Regions from separate parts of the Homo sapiens genome. Here region 2 is linked to region 1. Evidence: chromatin loops called from intact Hi-C (ENCODE). Cell type or tissue: gastrocnemius medialis. All regions are shown on one strand. Links, peaks and the distances in the headings refer to the core of each region. The heading gives the core; the rest is flanking DNA.

What was found. Hi-C counts contacts between places; a loop is a spot of excess contacts. Peaks named below come from ENCODE experiments on the same cell type or tissue, not always from the same donor. Only the 100,000 strongest peaks of a DNase experiment are listed, where the experiment ranks them.
Region 2: it touches region 1 in a loop (2.5-fold over the local background); 1 of 110 quality-filtered maps calls a loop at or near these places.

What each region holds. Positions count from the first base shown.
Region 1 is chr5:89,279,908-89,282,827 of GRCh38, forward strand. The region is part of intron 7 of MEF2C-AS1 (MEF2C antisense RNA 1); the gene reads left to right. Among named protein-coding and RNA genes, the nearest start is that of LINC02161, 300 kb to the right of the region's middle. RefSeq lists an enhancer at 460-629. In gastrocnemius medialis, for the core only: no CTCF peak of the experiment used is centred there; a DNase peak (open chromatin) is centred at 1,514; H3K27ac peaks cover 2,209 bases.
Region 2 is chr5:89,456,627-89,459,546 of GRCh38, forward strand. All of the region lies in intron 8 of MEF2C-AS1 (MEF2C antisense RNA 1), which reads left to right. Among named protein-coding and RNA genes, the nearest start is that of LINC02161, 120 kb to the right of the region's middle. In gastrocnemius medialis, for the core only: no CTCF peak of the experiment used is centred there; DNase peaks (open chromatin) are centred at 945 and 1,595; H3K4me3 peaks cover 804 bases; H3K27ac peaks cover 2,190 bases.

The sequences.
Region 1 (2,920 bases), core at 186-2,685:
ACCTAATATTCTCAGTGGCAAAGAAAACCCAAGAATGTTGCCTAGATGAGTGTGAATGAGAGAGTCTGGAAAAGACAGAAACCTTTGGTGATGTTTATTAATAAGTGGGTTCAATAAGAAAAATGGGAGTAAGTTTTCTAGTTTTCTCCCACTTCTAACAGGAGACTGTATTAGGTCATACACCACTAGAGTAAGTAGAAAAATGTCCAAGTCCCACATAGTTCCCATTGCCTAAATGTTAGAAACCACCTTGAAAAACTCTAGAAGAAATGCTTCATGGATAATGGCTTAAATGAAGGAGTTTTGTTCTGATAAAGTGATCCAAGGTCATGAGAATTTTTCCTATGGCCATGGAAAATTTTGGTTTCAACATGTGCTGTATCTTTCTCAAGGTGACAGTGTGATGTATTGGTGAAAGTACTGGGTGGGGATTTGGGGCAACTGTATTTAAGAAGTGAGTCTTTCACTACAAATCTATGTAATCTTGAAAAAGTTAAATTCTCAGCATGTTATGATTATTTTTATTTTTTCATTTCTAAACCGAGATGATTAAATCAGATGACCACAACTGTTCTATCTGGTTCTGACATGATAGATTCTCCATGGGCTGTGCCCAGCTGTGCTGTGAGGCCTGAGGTAGAGGAGCCTTACCTCCCTCAGGGCATTAGACACTTACTTTGGGGGAAGATTCTTCTTATACCAGAACAACTGACTCTATAACTGAGTGTTCTGAATGGCTCCTGTCTCTTTAATGGATATGTCTCCAGGGCTTAGGACAGCCATTGGCACTAGGTGCTTAGAAATCTTTGGTAAATGAGTGAAGTACTATCTCCAAGGAAACTGATACTTAAATGGGACTTAAGGAACACTCCTTTCAGGGCATACAATACTGATTGTAACTGGGGTTAAAGCAAGGACTCTGTTCAAATCTCCACTTTATCACTTACTTTTGGCTGACCACAGGAAAATTACTTAATCTCTCTAAGTTAATCCTCTTACAGTGAAAGCACGGTTAGAATTGTGTTTCCCTAATATGGATATTGTGAGATTTAAGCCAGTATTGCATTATTAGCACAGTGACTAGCAAGTAGTGAGTAGTCAATAAACATAACTATACTTAGGTCAGGTTTAAGTTTTGAGGCCACAAAACAAATGGTGGGGAGACTTCTTCCAAAATCATAGTGGATACAGGTGTGTTTTGTTAAGAGTTAGCTAACTAGTTATTGAACAAAAATGAAACAGAGATTTTAAAAACTAAGTTCTCTGTTAAGCTGGATTGTGTTGTGTGGTAAGGGGATCTAGGGAGGTGTATTTAAAAGGGCGATTTAGAGTAAAGAAGAAATAAGCTGGTTGCCAGGTACTATCTAGAGAAAAGTAAATTTGGCAGACAGAATACACAGGATCCAGATTAGATACTGTGATTTGACCTGGGCTTTGGCTGGACATATTAAAACAACATCATCTAAAGATAGTGGGGTGGTGAGCTTGAATCACAGTCTTATTCACTACGGCCAGGTTGCTCAAGTGTCTGGCTAAGGTGAAGGCAAAGTGCACAGAGGAAATTGTTTAAGCTCACATTGGATCCCAGCAAATGTGAGAGCCCGCAGCGATGGTGATGAAGTTCAGGAGTGTGCACGGAGTTTTCTAGAGCATTTTCTGGCACAGCTGCATTTGGATTTGAAGATACCTCCCCATGTAGGGCAGGATGAGAACAGATAATAACTAAGTGGTTGGAAGCAGGGCATTAGCAAAAGCTGGGCAGGACCATAAAAAAGTGTGGTTGGAATGCAAGCATGGACCCAAGCCCTAGAATAAAATTAGGTGCCTCAGAAAAGTCAGAAGGATACGCTCTGCTTCAAGGCAGATGCTGAGGCTTTCTGTTCGAGTTAAATAGCAGGAAAGGGAATGGAGAATTAGGGAGGGAGCTCTTTAGAGACTTCAGGGCCACCCAAGTTTTACTCTGCTCATGGGTTAAATATCTGGTAGGCATCAGAAATTAATTCCAAGTTGCACCATGTGAGATTGACAGTACCCATATGTATTCTGATTTGGTATCATTGGCTCAGAAAAGTTAAGCTGGCTATAGAGACAGATGATAAAGAAACTTGGCAGGGGCTGACACTAGTGCTGTAAGAGAAGAAATAAAAGCAAAGAGAGAAATAAGGAGAAGAAAATGACGCTAAACAACACTGACCACAAAAAAGAAAACTAAACTTTTTAAAAATGAGTAAAAGACTTATTTCTCAGATGCAAAGTTTATCTGAGGCAAAACTGGCTGACGCAGTGGCTGTAAAGAATTTCCATATTTTCAAAGAGCTGGGTCTGAGGCCTGCAAAGAAAAATAAATAAGCCACACTTCCTTTTCACATCTCCTTCTTTTGATGACCTCAAAGGTTAGAAAGAGTGCTCATATTAAAACAGGATGGAAAGGGGCTACTGTTATCTCAAGAATCCCTGGGTCAGTGCTCTAAGAGAGATCTGAAAAAGAAAAGTGCTATCAAGAATTACCTGAGGCAAACTGCTGGAGGCTAAAAAGCAATAGCAAGCATTAAGATAAGAGAAGATTGAGTTTATGTCTATGTAAATAGCCCATAGGCATATCACAACCTCCTACAAGCTAAAGGTCTGCAGAGCAATTGCCATAGGAGAGATTCTGAACATGAAGTAGTGGGGCAGTACAGTCTGGGTAGGTCCCCACCAAGAAATATAAAGAAGGCAAAGACCTTGTAGTCTGGGGTGTAAGCCTTGTGGTAGGAGCCTCTCAAAATGTCATGGGAAGGTAAACAGGCTGTGAAAATCCAGATAGGGTATTCCCTAGGGTTGCTCTGTTTCACACAAAGTTTAGCCATTTCACTAAGTGTTAATTCTTTAATCTGATCTTTACTCTTCCCCATTTTGGAACTTTACAGACATTGAGATT
Region 2 (2,920 bases), core at 97-2,596, 180 kb after region 1:
GCTTTTTCATTTATCCTCAAATAACCTTCTGAGGAAGGTGAAATACCATTTCTACCCTCATTCTATAAGGTAAAAATAAAGCCCAGGGAGGTAAAATGAAACTTTCCCAATATTACAGTGAAATAGCAATTCCAATGCAAGCCTATGAAAGAGCTAGGACTATACTTTAAAGCATTCATATGCTCCATAAGATTTACCTCAGTAAAAACTATTTTCTCCTTATTTTTTACTTATATATAAAGCTACACCCACATAAAATACTTTTTATTAGCATTTACTTACTACTTCTCAATCTTAAAACGGAGGCAAATGTATATGAAATGTCTAGGACAAGGTTTAAATTTTAAACTTTTAAGAATATGTTCCTGAAATGTTCACCATTTAGCTAAACTCTAGTTACTTTTCTATCTTCACACAAACCCGCAACGAAGATCTAGTATCTTGATCAATCCAAGTGAAAGGAAAAACTTTTATTTTTCAATGTGTCTCTCTTATTTCCTAATTGCAATTAAAAAATTGTCTATCTAAGTTTAGTTGTGACTTTCAAACTTGGATTTTAAAATAGAAAAGGGAACTATAACACTCTTCCTAGTGTTAAGTCTGACAGTTTAGGTGTGTTGTCATTAGTGGAGTAAGTAAACAAACTCTGACTTTATCTAGCCCAGGTTGTTTTACACCTAACTGATTTTATTAATGAGATCTTGTTCAGCCCCTCCAGTGTGTTGGCTAGAACACTGAGCTGGATGGCCTGTGTTTTATTTAGATCAGCACATTTTGTGGCTATGGGATGGTTAACACACTTCCTTGGGGTTCTGGGTGGTGGAAGCAAGTAAAATTTTACTAGGTGGCCTTAGAGGGAACCCGTGGTTTTATACTACTTCCAGGAGAGGAAGAGCAACAGGGAGCGACTTGATCCTGCTGGAGACATTGTCCAAGGGTGCGTTAACAGGAAAGGATGTCCAGGACAGAGCTGGCCAATTCTGCTAGAGGCCAGCTGACATTCATGTGGTTTATCTAGATCATCCCTATGAATGTCACTGAGGAAACAGTGTTTAACTTCTTAAAATATCTCCTACAAAACTAAAAGGAAATTGCACCAAGTATGGCATCTGGGAGTGAGGTACACAGCTGCCAAAGACAGGAAATCTAAAGTAAAGCTGCCTCCCCCAACCATTAGATTCCTTTAAAAATAATTCAGATTCTATGATAATCTAAATGAATACAGTCAGAGAGATTCTGAATTTCATTGTTTTCTAAGCAGTCTAAGCTAATGTGTCTCAGATTTTCCATTGGTGGTTGGTGTGATGATGCAAATAGAAGGAACAGGTTGGTGATTTGTATTAAAAAAAGACGTAGAACAACTTCCAATTGGTTACAATTTACAGTTGGCCAAGGAGTAAACACAACTTCTAGACTTGCCAGCCTTCTCAAATTGGCCATTTTTATCTCTCTTCCTGCGCTAGTTGCTCAAAGCCATATCCAAAAGTACCCTGACACAAAACCACTGAAGGGTGTGGTCTCTGCTTGTCCTGGGCAATGAACAGGGAAGCTATTTATGTCTAGGGCATCTCTATTCAGTGACTCATGTTTCGACTGGAAAATTGGCCACAGCTTTCTAGCAGCTCTTTCCTGCCAGCTCTCCTGGCATGCTACCCAATGCTTCCACTGCCCCACCCTCTCTCTCCTTGCCCAGTCTGCTTTTATATTCCTGAAGCCCCCACTTAATAATAGTCATTGTTCCATGTTAACCTTGAGGATCTGGGAGAAAGGACAATGAAGGGCATAGCTGTATGCTGTAATGAGCATTTGGCGCTATAGCAGGTGGAAAAGGCTTTGGGGATCTGGGCAGATTAGGAGGAGAGGGGGCTCTAGCAGATGTTGAAGCAAGATGATGTATTGCTGCTCACTCTGGGATTCAGACAATACCAGTGCAAAAGTAGAATAGGGAAAAGGGGAAAAAATTGATCCCTTCTGAAACAAACTGCACTAGAAACCAGACACACTTGAAAGTGAGCATTTAAGAGACAAATTTGTTGCCAGGCCCTGGGTTTTCTCCTGCCTTTTCTTTCTCTCTCTCTCTGTCTCTCTCTTTCTCTCTCACTTTCTCTTTTCTGATAGCATATCAATTGCCAAATTGTCCTTTTAATTAGATTGTTAACTACATCCAGGGCTGGACATATTTCCTATCAGTTTAAGGTTCTTATTAATATGACTTTTTTGCACCAAAAAAAAAATAGCAGTGGATGGATCAAGAATTTCATTTTCATTTTAGCCTTATCTGAGAACCAGGAAGCCATGTTAAGCAAAGGCAAATGCCATTTAAATGATGATTAGTTCACCATTTGAAGAAATATATATTTAAAGCTGTCCTTTTGCACTGAGCTAGGCAATTAAATAACAAAAATGTTGACATTAACAAATGCTTCATTCACTTTATAAAGAATAATACAAATAAACCTTAATCTTAATAGGTTTGTGATATTTTCAGTTCTGATTTTTAATATTTATTGCAATATGTTTTGTAAAATTCTAAAAATAAAGATAGATGAATTACCTACTGTAAGATATGGTTTGCACAATTATTCATATATATGCATTCACACACATGTATATAATACATTCTGGGTGTGGAATGAAAGCCAAAATCCAAGTATTCATCAAATGTAGACAAAAAAAAATCACAATCCTTAAATGTTGATAACACTGAAAACAATTGTGGACAAACATATTTCAGAGAGTGGTATATATGAAGGTTTGGATTGTCAAAAATTAGTCCTAGGAATTTTAGCTTCCCTTTTCCTCAGCACTCAATACATTTACTCTACCACATCAATTTGAATAAAAACAGGAACAAAATCTATTGATATTTCACCCATAAGAAAGACATTAGAAGCTAGAGATTGTAACCTATAACTTTTAT